Regions from separate parts of the Mus musculus genome. Here region 1 is linked to region 2. The links are chromatin loops, found by intact Hi-C in ENCODE. Cell type or tissue: heart. All regions are shown on one strand.

The links. Hi-C counts contacts between places; a loop is a spot of excess contacts. Peaks named below come from ENCODE experiments on the same cell type or tissue, not always from the same donor. Only the 100,000 strongest peaks of a DNase experiment are listed, where the experiment ranks them.
Region 1: it touches region 2 in a loop (13-fold over the local background); 5 of 42 quality-filtered maps call a loop at or near these places.

Annotation. Positions count from the first base shown.
Region 1 is chrX:7,850,831-7,858,830 of GRCm38, forward strand. Otud5 (OTU domain containing 5) reads left to right here. Exons shown (of 9, transcript NM_138604.3): 2 at 5,474-5,567. Among named protein-coding and RNA genes, the nearest start is that of Otud5, 13 kb to the left of the region's middle. In heart, a CTCF peak has its summit at 3,951 (motif pointing right); no DNase peak of the experiment used is centred here.
Region 2 is chrX:8,013,672-8,021,671 of GRCm38, forward strand. It overlaps Glod5 (glyoxalase domain containing 5), which reads right to left and starts at 4,821. Exons shown (of 4, transcript NM_027227.2): 1 at 4,746-4,821; 2 at 1,547-1,684. The coding sequence starts at 4,772. The region is part of intron 2 of Gm39488 (a long non-coding RNA gene); the gene reads left to right. In heart, CTCF peaks have their summits at 2,219, 3,680 (motif pointing left) and 6,658 (motif pointing left); no DNase peak of the experiment used is centred here.

The DNA of each region.
Region 1 (8,000 bases), 160 kb before region 2:
ATGGCGCATGCCTTTAATCCCAGCACTTGGGAGGCAGAGAGAGGCAGGAGGATTTCTGAGTTCGAGGCCAGCCTGGTCTACAAAGTGAGTTCCAGGACAGCCAGGGCTATACAGAGAAACCCTGTCTTGAAAAAAAAAAAAAAAGAGGAAGAAAAACAAAAACAAATGGCCTCTAGTCCTTTGACATATCTGAGATCTCTTTAACCAGGACTTAATTGTTCGCATTTCTGTATTCTGTTAGTCATCATTCCTACTAGAATAGACTGTTAAGCTCTACTTTGGCACTCTAGGTCTTCTGTAGCCCACAGAACTAAACCTTTTAAGATTCTTCCTGCAACCACCTCTAAATGCCTACAAATTGTATGGTCATGTATACACAGCAGTGACCCCACTTCTGGGTACTAACTTTATCTCTTTTCTCTTGTTGCTGTAACAGAATACCTGACAAAAGCAACTTAAGAGATTTATTTGAGGGGTACAGCCCCATCACAGTGGGCAAGGCATGGCAGTGGGAACGTAAGATAGCCTTTCATGTTGCATCAGGGAAGAAGTGAAGAATACTGATGCTCAACTTCCTCTTTCCTTTTCCCGTTTTTTATTCAGCCCGAGACCCCAGCCTATACGATGGTGTCATGTACATTCAGGTAATGAGTTAGACTTACCTGGCAACTCCCTGAAGAAATTCCCATCTAGAGTTGTCTTTTAAGTGATTCCAAGTCTAGTCAAGTTAAAAATAAACTTGCTGGGCATGGTGGCGCACGCCTTTAATCCCAGCACTTGGGAGGCAGAGGCAGGCTGATCTCTGACTTCGAGGCCAGCCTGGTCTACAGAGTGAGTTCCAGGACAGCCAGGGCTACACAGAGAAACCCTGTCTCGTAACACACCCGCCCCCAAAAATTAACATCCACACCTGAGATTGTGCCTAGACTCCAGTGTTCCAGTCACTTCTGCAAAACCCTTTTAAAAACACATACAGGTTTTAGGCATTAGGTCTGATATTTTCAGGTGGACATTATTCAGTCTAATCCAGATCGGGAGGGAATGGGAACTCATTAAGAGATGTCCTGCTGCTGGGTTAGGTATATGCACTGGTCTTACCATGTTTTCCACCAGCCGGAAGTAGTTGGCTTGATAGCACTTTGGAAAGATGTAGTTACAAACTGATAAGGTACTCCTTTAATCCCAGCACTCTCGGCAGGCAGATCTCTAGTAGTTTGAGGCCAGCCTGGTCTATATAGTGAGTTCAAAGACAGCCAGGGCTACATAGACCTTGTCTCATCTCCTCCCCTTCACTCTACTGGACAAAGTACTGCCTAGTATCCCACGTACTAGGAAGTGTATATTCCCATTTCACAGATTGGAACACTATGGCTCAAAGCAGTTCATCACTTGGCTTTTATTTGGTAGAACTGCATTGAAACCTAAATCAGTGGTTCCATAGCCTATTCTAACTTCTCTTAGGCTTTTAGGTGTTTTTGTTTGTTTGTTTGTTTTTGGTTTTTCAAGATAGGGTTTCTCTGTATAGCCCTGGCTGTCCTGGAACTCACTCTGTAGACCAGGCTGGCCTCGAACTCAGAAATTCAAGTTTTGCCTCTGCCTCCGGAGTGTTGGGATTAAAGGCGTGCACCACCACCGCCTGGTGGCTTTTACGTTGTTAAACCAGCTTTTAAACAGGGTCCTGTCTTAACTCCTGGGATACTATGGTATCAGAGAGCTTTGTCTAGTCCTTTTGCTAAGGCTTAGAGATGGGGAGAGAGACTCTGCTCCAGGATTGGTCTTGAACATGTAAAGTTCAGGATTGAGACTTGATCTTCTCGGGTCAGGACACCAATACAGAATACATCTACAGATTGTTGGACTGTTCTCCAGCCTTCTAGCACTTCCTAAACATCTTCTTCCCAAAGTGAGAGAGGAAGAAAGCTAGAGCTCTAGGTTTTCAAACTGTGATACGAAGGCCAGTGGATGCTTAGTGATACATCCTCTAGATGCAGGCCTAGATGCCATAGTTATCGTAGGACCCACACTCTATTTGTGCAAAAGGTCTGTCTAGTCAGACTTCCTTTATTTTTAGGCACATCAGAACTCCTCCAGGACTTGCTACCAGGCATGTGTCACCGCTCATGGTACATCATGTGCTGTGTCTCTACTACTAGGCTTTGCTACTACCCTGACTGCAGCTCCTTTCTGCCTTTGTAAAGTGTGGGTAATGCTGCTTCCTGCCACTTGGGTTGCAGTGAGGACAATGAAATGAGGTCACTTTTGTATCTGGCACCTGGCATAGGACAAAGCACTCAGCTAATATGAGTTCATCCTTTCTGGCTTTTCCCTGCTTAGCTGCCTAGTTTTGCTTGCGTCTTTGCTCTCCTATACACATTGCCAGGCTTTGAGCATCTCTGGTGCTTGGTGACAGAAATGACTTTATTTCTTATCCACTTATCAAGCAAGTTTTGATCCTTTGCTCAAGTGCCAGCTTTAATGTCAGGGTAAGGTCTCTTCCTGCTTCACAAAAGCAAGGGAGCATTCATTTGTTTTGCAGCCCCACTCAAACTGTACGTCATCACTGCGTATTTCTGTACCCTTCCCTTCAAAGTTTACCAGGGTAGAGACGGAAGTCTGATTCATTTTTCTGTCTTCATTGTCCATCCCAGAATGACTCCTATTTTGTGAGATGAGAACTAGGCCCCCTCTTTTTCTCTTTGTATCCCTTCTATCTTCCTCATCTACCTTGGAGAATGCTGTTCTCCCCCCTTTAACTCTCCCTATTTTAAGGTATGGGGCTATGGTTAAAAGTTTCTTTTCTGAGGCAGAGGCAGGCGGATTTCTGAGTTGGAGGCCAGCCTGGTCTACAAAGTAAGTTCCAGGACAGCCAGGGCTATACAGAGAAACCCTGTCTCGGAAAACCAAAAAAAAAAAAAAAAAAAAAAGTTTCTTTTCTGGGCACCCCTTGACAGGCTAGGCCTTGTGAGTCTTGGAGATGGCTAAAAATGTGGGCAAACGATGAACTTCTATGACAGTGCACAGCCTCCAGGGCAGGATGAGCACCCGTGCTGCTGGAAGGTTGTGCACAGATGGGTTTGTGCTACCCAGGGAAGCACATTAAAGGCTTACAGGTATATTTGTCATCTCTGCAAATGACGCGACACCTTCCTGATGTAGTGGCCCCAGAGGGTGGGGCTGGCTAGGTTTTCCTTTGTCTATGTTCATCCTCTTTCTAGACACTCACCTAGGACTTCTTGAGTGGACATCATCTCTTTTTTTGGGGGGGGGAGCTGGCCTCATCTCTGCCCCCCACCAGTGCTGGAATTAAAAGCATGCCCTACCATGCCAGGTTTGTATCTCTCTCTCTCTCTCTCTCTCTCTCTCTCTCTCTCTCACACACACACACACACACACACACAAAGATTTATTTATTCATTTAATGTATATGAGTACACTGTTGCTGTCTTCAGACACACCAGCAGAGAGCATCAGATCCCATTACAGATGGTTGTGAGCCACCATGTTGTTGCTGGGAGTTGAACTCGGGACCTCTGGAAGAGCAGTCAGCAGTCTCAACCACTGAGCCATCTCTCCAGCCCTTGTACATCGCTTTTTGTTGGTCTTTTCCTCTTTTATGTTTAGTGACCACCTCACCAGTATAGGCTATTACAGAGCCAACCTCCTGCTCTCTTGGCAGATGTGTTGAGAAGACCAAATGCTTCTCAGTTTGTAACTGGTATGAGTTTAGGCAGCTTCCCTACAACCAGAAAACACTGCAGTGATGGAGCTGGCTGGGTTTAGACCTCCGGACACTATGCCTACTCTGGTTTTTCTACCCATTTCCTGTAGTGGGGTACAAAAATGGCCCTTTGTGATCAACTTTAGCAGGGAGCCTATAAGTTCCTAGGAACAGGGCTTCCTATTTTGTAGTGCAGCTGTGTTGCTAGGTCAAGCTGTCTGCTTCTGGCAGCCAGCAGATGGCGTGAGAGGCCTGAGAAAGATCTGCTTCTGCCTCCTTTTGAAATGGAAATGTTTTAAGTTGTCAAGGTCATTATTATTATTATTTTAATCTAGAAGTATGAGTTTGTATATGTTGATTAACCAAACACTTTGGAATCAAATGTGATTTGAATTTTAGGAACTACTCAGAATTTCAATTTCCTGGTGTTTATACTTTATATTATATAATACTTTAACAGGCTGAAGAAGCACCTCATGATCAAGTGCCTAAATGTTTCTGTGGGAAAATGTTTGAGCCTTCACCCTCAAGTAGGGTATTTGGTATATTCTGTTTAGGTTATGATGGGACATGAATTAGATGAAGACTTTGAGTTTTCTGTATTTCTTTCTTTCTTTCTTTTTTTCTTTATTCTTTTTTTTTGGGGGGGGTTGTTTGTTTGTTTTTTGAGACAGGGTTTCTCTTTATAGCCCTGGCTGTCCTGGAACTCACTTTGTAAACCAGGCTGGCCTCGAACTCAGAAATCCTCCTGCCTCTGCCTCCCAAGTGCTGGGATTAAAGGCGTGCGCCACCACGTCGGGCTTTGTATTTTTTCAGGTCTTTTGATGTTCAAAGCATTTAGAGATTTGGAATTTCAGATAATTGTATATCTTTATCTTCTGTATGTGAGTATACCATTGCTGTCTTCAGACGCATCAGAAGAGGGCATCTGATCCCATTACAGATGGTTGTGAGCCACCATGAGGTTGCTGGGAATTGAACTCAGGACCTCTGGAAGAGCAGTCAGGGCTTTTGACTGCTGAGCCATCTCTGTAGCCCCTAGGGATTATATATATATTTGTTTGTTTTTTGAGACAGGGTTTATCTGTATAGCTGTAGCTGTCCTGGAACTCACTCTGTAGACCAGGCTAGCCTCGAACTCAGAAATCCACCTGCCTCTGCCTCTCAAGTGCTGGGATTAAAGGTGTGTGCCACCATTGCCCGGCTAGGGATTATATTTTATTGTCTACTTTTTTTTCAATTTTGTGATATATATATATATATATATATATATATCATACATATACACACATATATACATATACACATACATATTTATGTTTATATTTATTTATTTAATTTATATATGTGAGTACATTGTTGAACTCAGGACCTTTGGAAGAACAGTCAGTGCTCTGAAGCACTGAACCATCTCTCCAGCCCGGGAAACTTTTTACTAGAACACCACATTCTCCATCTAGGAACTTATGAGGTCTAGGTCCCTGGCTGCCTGGGCCAGGTCTTGCAAGATTGAGAGCAGGGCTCTGAAAGTAGATGAAGTTTCTGTTTTCAGGGAATCTGGGGCCTCCCTGGGATTGTCTTGTCCTTGTCCATAGACTTAAGTCTCCTGCTTTGTAGTCACAGAGTAGTCAAGAAGGGCTGTGAACTTTCCAGTATCCTTTTGGCCAATCACCTGGTCTTCTCAGGAACTTGAAGGCAGCACCTGGAGAAGGGTATGGGCTTCCCTGTTGCTGATCTTCCTACTTTTTCCTCCAGCAGGAACACTGGTTTGAAAAGGCCTTGCGGGACAAGAAAGGCTTCATCATCAAGCAGATGAAGGAGGACGGTGCCTGTCTATTTCGGGCTGTAGGTGAGTCTCTATCTTGGTTTTGAGGGCTGAGGGGCTTAAGGCTTCTGAGCTGTGTCCTAGTAGTCAGTAGCAGTCCTTGAGACAGGATTGTGGCAGAGGTAACTGCTTGATATTTTAGGATAAACAGGCGCGGAGCTCTTGTTAACGTTTGGCCTCTGGTGTTGGATTGTGTTAAATGAGTAATGATAACAGCAATTGTAGTGATAAAGGGACACCACTGTTGACATACTGCTCTGCCAAGATTCCAGGAAACCCACTTATTCTGTCAGTTAGGTAGGTGGTCGGTTGGTTGGTTAGTTTTCAAGTCAGTGTTTTCTCTGTGTAGCCCTCCCTGTCCTGGAATTTGCTCTGTAGACCAGGCTGGCCTGGAACTCTGAGATCTGCCTGCCTGTGCCTTCTGAGTGCTGGGATTAAAGGTGTGCACCACCACCTGGTGTGGAAACCCTTTTATTAACCCCAAGTCCAGGTGAACGTGAGACTGAAAAATGTCTCAGAAGTGGGGAGTGACTAGTCTAAGGTTATACAAAAGTATGTAGAGTCAGGATTTTGTGTGTGGATTAACTGTATCATATTGTCACTTTGGTGTTTCTCTGGTATCGTATATTGCGGATGGTGCATATTTAGTGCCTGTGTTTATGCTTGTGTATATAATAAAATTGGGCATGGTGAAGCAGTTTTTCTCCCAGCATTCAGGAGGCAAAAGCAGGGTGGATCTCTTTGAGTTCAAGGACAGTCTGGTCTACATTGCAAGTTCTATGACAGCCAAAGCTTATATTTGTCTTGTCTAAAAAAGAAAAATCTAGATCTTTACAAATTTCTATATTAGAGTTTTTTGTCTTTTAACTTGCACAAAAGTAGAGAAAACAGTGAACCCTTTCAGATTTAGTGACGTAGCTTCACAAAGTGATTAACACATGGATAGCCTTACTTTATGAACTATATCGTATTATCATTTCATTCATAAATATTTCTCTATGCTTCTTTTTAAAGATTTATTTATTTATTTTATGTATATGAGTACACTGTAGCTGTACAGATGGTTGTGAGCCTTCATGTGGTTGTTGGGAATTGAATTTAGGACCTCTGCTTGCTCTGGTCAACCCCCGTCACTCAGGTTGACCCTGCTCAGTCCTACTAGCTCTGGCCCAAAGATTTATTTATCATTATAAAAAAGTACACTGTAGCTGTCTTCAGATGCACCAGAAGAGGGTGTCAGGTCTCATTATGGGTGGTTGTGAGCCACCATGTGGTTGCTGGGATTTGAACTCAGAAAGAGCAGTCAGTGCTCTTACCCACTGAACCATCTTGCCAGCCCCTTCTCTGTTTCTTTCTTTTTTCTTTTTCTTTTATTTTTTTCCGAGACAGGGTTTCTCTGTATAGCCCTGGCTGTCCTGGAACTCACTTTGTAGACCAGGCTGGCCTTGAACTCAGAAATCTGCCTGCCTCTGCCTCCCAAGTGCTAGGATTAAAGACGTGCGCCACCACTGCCCGGCCTTCTCTGTGCTTCTTTAACAGATACATCTATATTGTTTTCTCTTGTTTTCATATAAGTAAAGTCCTGTTGTCATACCTAAAAAATTTTTTTTCTTTCCTGAGACAGAGTCTTGTTCTCTAGCCCAGGCTAGCTTGGAACTTGGAATAATCCTTCTTCAGCCTCTTTTTTTTTTTTTTTTAAAGATTTGTTTCTTTATTATATGTAAGTACACAGTAGCTGTCTTCAGACACACCAGAAGAGGGAGTCAGATCTTGTTACGGATGGTTGTGAGCCACCATGTGGTTGCTGGGATTTGAACTCAGGACCTTTGGAAGAACAGTCGGTGCTCTTAACCTCTGAGCCATCTCACCAGCCCCTTTTTCAGCCTCTTAAGAGCTGAAATTATAGATGTAAGTCGGTATGTACAACTAAGAATTGGTAAATTTTTTTTGAGACTCTGGTCGTCCTGGCTGTTCTGGAACTTTCTGTGTAAACTAGGTTGGCCTTAAATTCTCAGAGGTCACCTGCCTTAGCCTCTCAATTGCTGGGGTTAAAGTCATATGCTACTGTGCCAGCTTAGAATTAGTAATTTCTTGATATTGTCTGTTAAGCCTGAGCTAGATCTTTGACCAAACAAGGAGTTTTGAAATCCCATACTGACATGAAGGGATCCTAGATTGTGGCCTGTTCTCTCCTCCCACACCAGTGGTTCTGCTATCTTCGAAGGAAAATTGTTCCCTGACATTTTTGAACTGGGAATCAGAAGATGTGGCTCTTAGGCTGGCTGTCTCCCCATCGGTGAAATGGGTGCTCCCTGGGCTCCATCAGTTCTTTCTAGGTCTGCTCTTGGTTTCTCGGTGATCCGCATGTTTGTTATAAGCTGTTTGGTCCTTAGCAAGTGTCTCTTCTTTCTTAATCCTCTTTCATTAGTTGAAGAGTGGGTTAAAGGACTCCCCTGT
Region 2 (8,000 bases):
TCCGCACTGTTGTTATTCTCTGCATCTTAGGAAGCCTGAATGTATTCATCGCCTTTCTTTGGAGGGAGAGGCTTCTCTGATTAAGGCTGGGAACGGCTTTTGTTCTGGGAGTAGGGACCACATGGAGAGATGCTGAGGCAGAGCTGGAGGCGGGGCAGGAGTGCTTTCCCAGAATCTTAAAAGTATAGTTCTATTGTTTCCTGGCCTCTGGTGGGACTCAAGAACCCTAACATTTGCATCTTTCTTTTTCTTTTGTAGATGAGCCACTTTTTAATCTCTTGGCCAACTCTTAAGATTCACTTTTTCAGTGTGGTGTTCTACAATTCCCACAGGGCATATCTGAATGTTGATACGCTGAATACATAGTTAACGCTTTGTGTATAAAGGCTGCAAAGTTCTCTTGTACTTTTTTTTTTTTTTTAGACCAGGGACCTTGAACTAACAAGACCTCTCGCTTTAGTTCTCTGGTGCTTTGACCCTCTCTCCAAATGTCTCCTTGTTTGTATTTTGAAATCTCTTCCATTGATCCTTTTACCTTTTCTCTACTATTTCCTGTGTCTGGGGGCTTGGAGTTTATAAATAAAATAAAATAAAATAAAATAAAACATTTTGGGCCAGGCTCAGTATTTAATGCATGCTAGGCAAATATCAATCACAAATACTCAATACAGCACCTGTGTGTAAAAAAAAAAAAGTCCCCTCAGGGCCAGGCAGTGGTGGTACAGTCAAGCCTGTATTCCCCCCACTTGGGAGGTATAGGGTAACAAATCTCTGTGAGTTCGAGGCCAGACTGGTCTACTACAAAGTAAGTTCTAGGACAGCCAGGGCTATATACAAAGAAACTGTCATAAAGCAACAACAAATCCACAGCCCTTTAATTAGATTTATAGTATTATTATAAATTATTTTTACGACAGTATCTCACCAGGCAGTAGTTGTACATGCCTTTAATCCCAGCATTAGGAGGTTGAGGCAGGAGGTCTCAGAACTTAAGGATAGCCAGGGCTATCCAGAAAAAAACCCTGTCTCAAAAAACAAGTAAGCAAAGAAATAGCCAATGTTGTATCCCAGGATGGTCTCCATCTTGCTAAATAGCCAAGGATGATCTTGGACTTTCCATTCTCTTGTGTCCATCTCTCCAGTTACCTGCATACTTGGTTTACGGGGTACTGGGGTATGAACAAGGGTGTTGTGTGTATAGGGCAATCTATTGGCTGAGTGATATCCTTTGCCATAAAATGTCATCAGACTTTAATGGAGGAAGCTGGGGAGATGGCGTAGTTAGTAAAATGTTTGCAACACAGGAAGAGGACCTGAGTTCAGATTCCCAGAACCTGTGTAAAAACGTCAGTGCGGCAGCATCTACTCTGAACCCAGTGCTGGAAGGCTGAGACGGGAGTCTCCTTGGGCTCCCTAGCCTTTCTGTCTAGCTAAATCAGAGCTCTGGCCTACACCTGCAGATGCAGCGGATATACATATATATATGTACACACAACACACACACACTTTAATGCACTTGAAGTTTTGAATATAGGGACATGATTACCTTGAAAGTAGTGACCTCCATGCCCAGGATCTTGGAATAAAACATGGTGGTGTCTTCAATGTTCTTTACAGTCATCACAATGTGGTCAAGTCTACAGATAAGACACGGGGAAGGGATCTGGCTGCTGCTTCTCCATAACTAAAATGTAAAAACAACAGCAACAACAATAACAACAACAAAGGAACAAACCTTAAAACTCGGAAAAAGCCAAATTGCCACCAGACACTTCCAAGTGTTCTTCTCCGTTTCCATCACCTGCCCAAGCGCCATGATCCTCCTCATCCTTATTCCAAGGGGAAAACTCCTTCAAGAAAAATCTCTGTAAAGTTGTTGCTCTAGGGGCTGGAGAGGTGTCTCAGTGGTTAAGAGCACTGACTGCTCTTCCAGAGGATCTGAGTTCAATTCTCAGCAACCACATGGTGGCTCACAACCATCTGTAATGGGATCAGATGCCCTCTTCTGGGGTGTCTGAAGACAGCTACTGTGTACTCACATACATTAAATAAATAAAATCTCTTTTTAAAGAAAAAGTGGGGGGAAACAATCAAATAGGGACTGGAGAGATGGCTCAGGAGTTAAGAGCACTGGCTTCAGGGTGCGATTCCCAGCAGCCACGTGACAGCTCCCAACTAGCTGCTCTAACTCCAGCTCCGGGGGATCTTCTCCCCTCTCCTGGCCGCTTAGGATACTGCATACAGGAGGCACACCGACACACTCCCATTCTCATAAAATAATCAAATTAAAGTAAATATTTAAGGCCAGACATGGTGGCACGTTTTTAACTTCCCACAATGCTTGCACTTTCCAGCACTGGGAGCGGTGGGATTAACCTACAGAAGGCAAAATAGAGGGGCCCAGAGAATAACTAACTGGCCTGCCTCCTGTGCATCAGTCTCAGGCTGATGGGTTTGGGGCTGAAGGTGACAAAGTGCTTTAGTCAGGGGCTGGGGTTCCCTTCCTTTTCCTCCTGCTAGAGAAAGGAGAAGACTAGGAAAGTGGAATTTATCTCTTGTGAAGACAAGATTCAGAGCACCCCTCAACCCCCCAGCTCCCTCCTTTTCTGATCTGCAGCTATAGCTGTGGGCTGGGTAGGGCTAGAGAGCCGATGCAGAGGTGAGAGCTCTGACTGCTCTTGCAAAAAGGACTGGGGTTCAACTTCCCAGCGCCCACATGGTGGCTCACAGCTCTCTGTATCTGCAGTTCCAGGGAATCCATGCACAGACACACATCCAGGCAAAACACCCAAACGCACGTCACAAGAAAAGGAAGAGCCGGGCGTGGTGGCGCACACCTTTAATCCCATCACTCGGAGACAGAGGTAGGCAGATGTCTGAGTCTACAAAGTGAGTTCCAGGGCAGCCAGGTCTACACAGAGAAACCCTGTCTCGGAAAAAAAAATGACGCCAAGTGTGCTGCTGTGCCCCTGTAATCTCAACACTTGAGAAGCTGAGGCAGGAGAATGACGAGTTTCAAGATCAACTAAGCACTGCGGTGAGACCTTTTCTCCAAAACAAAGTAAAACTACAGAACGAGGGTATATTGCTGGACCTGGGTTCGGTTTCCTGCACCCACGTGGTGGTCCACAACTGTCTGTAACTGTACTGGCCCCTACAATCACTGCATACACGTGGTACACATGTATTCATTGCAGGCAAGATACTCATACACATAGCATAAAAAATGGGGGTTTTGTTTGTCTGGTTTTTTTGAGACAGGACTTCTCTGTGCAGTCCTGGCTGTTCACACTGACTTTGGAGACCAGGCTGACCTCAAACTCAGAGATCCACCTACCTCTGCCTTCCTAGTGCTGGAATTAAAGGCCTGTGCCACCACCTCCTGGCACAAAATTAATTGTTTTAAAGGAAAAATGTCTGTGCATGCGAGCCATTCAGATATCTACTTGGGAAACAGTCAGTTTCCCAAACCCTAAACCAACCAACTAACCAAAGAAGTAACTAAGGGGCATTCAGGCCCCTGGAAGAGAAAGCTGTATATTTTGTTTTAGGTTTTCCAATCCTATTTGGGGCTCCGTGTTCACAGCTTTCCCAAAGGACCAGAATTTGATTCCTAGTACTCATGCTAGGCAGCTTACAAAGGCTTGTAACCCCCGACTCCACGGGATTTGGTGCCCTCTTCTGGCCACTATAGGCAGCTGCACTAACATACACATGAATTAAAAATAGTCCTGTTGAAAATGTTTGTTGAATCTGTATGAGCGCCCTGTTTAGTTCCTGATATAACTACTTTATGCTTTTCTCCTCGTGTCTATGGTGTAAAGAGAAATTACTAGTATTTTCTGAATCTGATTGAAGCAGCAGCCCTGAACATAGCCGATTTTTATTGCACATTTGCTTTCTCTTTCCATCTCTGTGCTCATCTCTCCCCTCTTATTTATTTTAATGGTTTAAGCAAAGCTGTTCATTTCCCAGTTCCGGTCACTGACTTTCAGGATTTTCTATTTTATTTTATTATTATTTATTTATTTGATTTGTTTTTTATTTTTTTCGAGACAGCGTTTCTCTGTATAGCCCTGGCTGTCCTGGAACTCACCAGGCTGGCCTCGAACTCAGAAATCTGCCTGCCTCTGCCTCCTGAATGCTGGGATTAAAGGAGTGCACCACCACACCCAGCTAGGATTTTTTATTTTTTATTTTTACTTTTGCAATCTGCATTTCTATCTGCATGGTTCCCCCGAAGTACTGCTTTTGGGGCACCCCCAGTGCTGAGGGTCTAGAAAATAAGCTCATCCATTTCTCTGAGTAGTCAGTGCCCTGGACAGCACGGCCTCCCTCCTTTGGTCTGCTCCAGAGTCCTCTTAAAGGTTCCCTCCAGCCTTTCAGGGCCTCTGAGTCTTTTGACCAGCTTCAAGGTCATTGTTTCTCGGGGGCCCTTCTGACACAGCTCTGTCCTGAGTGCCTCATGGGCATTCTCCAGGAACCACCTTTGGGTGTCTCTACGTGTCTGAAGCTGAACTGTCTCCCCAGTGAAGCACCCAGAGAGAGCGGCCAACCCTTAAACCCGAGCCCTCCACAAGCCCAAGCAGGGCTTCTGCTGCCCTCTGGTTATCTTTAAGAAAAGCCCAAGGAAGCTAAAGCCACAAGGGTGTCCCTGAGAAGGAAAGCAAGTCAGCAGACCCAGGTTGGGTACCCCCAGCCTGGTCAATACTCATGCCCCAAAGCCTCCACGACCCCACACTTACCTGACTTTCAGATGTTGGATCACACATCTTTCCTGGTAGACTGGAAGGCAGGTAGGTTGGGGCTGAGGCTGGCTCTGTGCCTGGAGATCAAGGGGCAGGAATGGGAGGTGCTAGCTGAGGACATTGGGTGTGGACAGAGGCAGGAGGTGAAAAGCAGGAAGACTAACTGAAACTCGGGGTACAGCTTAGTGGTACAACAGTGCTGAAGAAACCCTGGGTTCTACTTCTAGCAGTGCAAAACCAAGCCAAACACTGCCAGCCTTGAGAATAAAAGTACAAATATAAGTGCTTCCTCTTTTGAGGAGCTGAGGGTCTTGATAAGTTGTTGAGATTGGTCCCTAATGGTCCTTCTCTGTCAACTGCCAGATGTGTCACGTCCTGCTAAGCAATCATCCATAAGAACACAGAAAACCAGGAAAGCACCCATCGAGAGTGTTGAGACTAGCAGTGCCCTATGAGAGAGCTCCGATCCACCTTGTAGTGTGTGACTAGGATGGAGTGTCTGAAAGAGTTGCTTGTGGGTCTGCAGCTGAGTGAGGATTCTTTTAAATGGCTATGGGTGTTTTGCCTGCTTTCATGTCTCTGCACTACATTCATGCTTTCCGATTGCAGAGGATAGAAGATGGCATTGGATATCCTGGAACTGGCCTTACAGACAACTGGTTGTACGCTAGCTACCACATGCAGATTGGGAATCAAACCTAGGTACTCCAGAAGAGCAGCAGATGCTTTTAACTGCTAAACCATCTCTCTAGTCCTGAGCTAAGATTTTTTTTTTTTTGAAAGGGGGTCTCGCTGTATTTGAAGCCTCACAATTCCTATCCACGCTTGGTCCCCTCCCCACCCCACCACTATTTGCTTCGCTTTCACAAGCTTTCTATCTATGGGTTACCTATCAGGACCAGGGTTAGGTGAGTCTGAGATTTTTGCCTCTGGGTACATACCTGGGTGCCCTGGGTGTTATTAAACATATGGTTTTCCTTTAAAAATTATTTCCAAGGCCTATAATCCTAGCTACTCAAAAGGCTGGAGCAAAAGGAGCAAAAATTTGAGGCCAGGGTACTGGCTTAAAGCTTAGGAGCTCTGGCTATGCTTCCAGAGGACCACAGTTCAATCCTCAGCCCCAACATGGTGAGGGCTATAACTCTAGTCCCTAGGAATCCAACTCCCTCTTCTGGCCTCCTCAGGCAGCGTACATCCAAGTGGTACAAAGACATACATGCTAGCAAAATATGTCTGCCCATAAAATAATGTTTTAAAAAAATTCAAGACAACCTGGGCAAATCATTAAGATCATCTCTGAAAATAAAATTTTAAAAAATTGCAGGGGTTGGGGATTTAGCTCAGTTGTAGAGCACTTGCCTAGCAAGTGCAAGGCCCTGGGTTTGGTCCTCAGCTCTGGAAAAAAAAAATGCTAGGGACATTTAGCGTTAGCAGTAGCATGTTTGCCTGGCTCCAGGTTCAATTGCCAGCACAGGGGGGCGGGGGGGGGGCAAGTTTTGTAGAGCCAGGCTGGAGCACAGATCTGCAATTCCAGCCTCCGGGAAGCCAAGGCAGAAGTGTGAGTTCCAGACCAGCCTGGGTGACAGAGTAAATTCTATAGTGAAACTCTATCTCCAAAAAGGCTGGGCATGTAGTGGAGCTCAATGACTCAGTAGTAGACTGCCCTGGCAGTACCAGGCTCTGGACTTGATCACCAGCATGGGAAATAAAGATGCAAGTGAGTGCCACCTACTTCTAGGGACTACACAGGTCATCCCTGCCCCATCCACAAAGTGACTATTTAGGGGGGCTAGAGAGATGTCTCAGTGGTTAAGAGCACTGGCTGCTCTTCCAAAAGTTCTGAGTTCAATCCCCAGCAACCACATGGTGGCTTATGACCATCTGTGATGAGTTTGGATGCCCTCTTCTGGCATGCAGGTGTAATGCAGACAGCATTCATATATGTAAAACAAATAAATCTTTTTTAAAAAGTGGCTTTCATTGGAGTCAGTTCCAGCTGTTTAGTTTTAGATACTTTCCTGTGGGCTCATGAGCATGTGGGCTGTGTGTGCTCACATCTGGCTTTCTTTTGCTTGTCTTGTAAAGGGCACTTCACTCTGCATGTGGATACACAGAGCGCTTGTATTGTGCATTGTACTTAGTGGATGCTCTGTGTCCAATAGGAAGCCAACATCCTCCACAGCACTCAGCAACAGTCATTGACTATGAATGGTGCTTCTTTGTTCTTTTTGAGATGGAGTCTCTTTATGTAGCTGCCTAGGATGGTCTTTGGCTCACAGAAACCTGACGTATAGGTGGGTATTTATTAGATTTTCCCCACTAAGGCTTCTCTTCAGTTTTAGGCTTTTTTTTCTAAATTAAATTTTAAATGTATGCATATGTGTGTGTATGTGCCACATGTGTGCAGGTGCCCATGGAGACTAGAAGAAGGTGTCAAAGCCCCTGGAGCCAGAGTTACAGGCAGTTTCAAGCTGCCTGGCGTATAGGTGTTGAGATCTGAACTTGGGTCCTCTGGAAGAGCAGTAAGCACATAACCTCCGTGCCACAAATCTTTTGCCTTTCACAGGGTTTCCTCATCAGCCCTATAAGCCCTGTGTCCACTGCTTCGTGCACTTATGTAAAACTGTCGGGTGTGTTACTAAGGATACTTCCGAGGAACAGAACCAACATACTAATTATTTAAAAGCACTAGCTCATATTATTATGGAAGCTGAAAAATCCCGTAAGCCACCTGAAAGCTGGGGACCTATGACAGCCAGAAGGACAATGAGAGAAGTTCAATTAGGGTTAAGAGAACATTCCAGCCATCCGGCAGAAGGAGCATATCCCCCTTCTTCTGTTTTTTTGTTCTATTCAGACCAGACCCTCAGTGAGTTGGACAAAGCCATTCACAAAGATGGAGGGCCATCTGCATAGACTTCAACACACCCAGAAATGATGTTTAACTGGGGCATCTTTCATCCCAGCTAATATGACACTTAAAATTATCCAGCAAAGCTCACCTGTGGTGGTTTGAATAAGGATGGCCCTCATAGGTTATTTGAATGCTTGGTCATCGGGGAATGGCACTATTTGAGAAAGATCGGGTGTGGCCTTCTTGGAGAAAGTATGTCATGGGAGTGGGCTTTGAGGTTTCAAAAGCCCAAGCCAGTACCAGCCCCTATCGTTTCTCCCTGCCTATAGATCTGGGTGTAGTACTCAACTATATCTCCAGTGCCATGATGCCATGCTTGTGCCATGCTCCCCCATAAT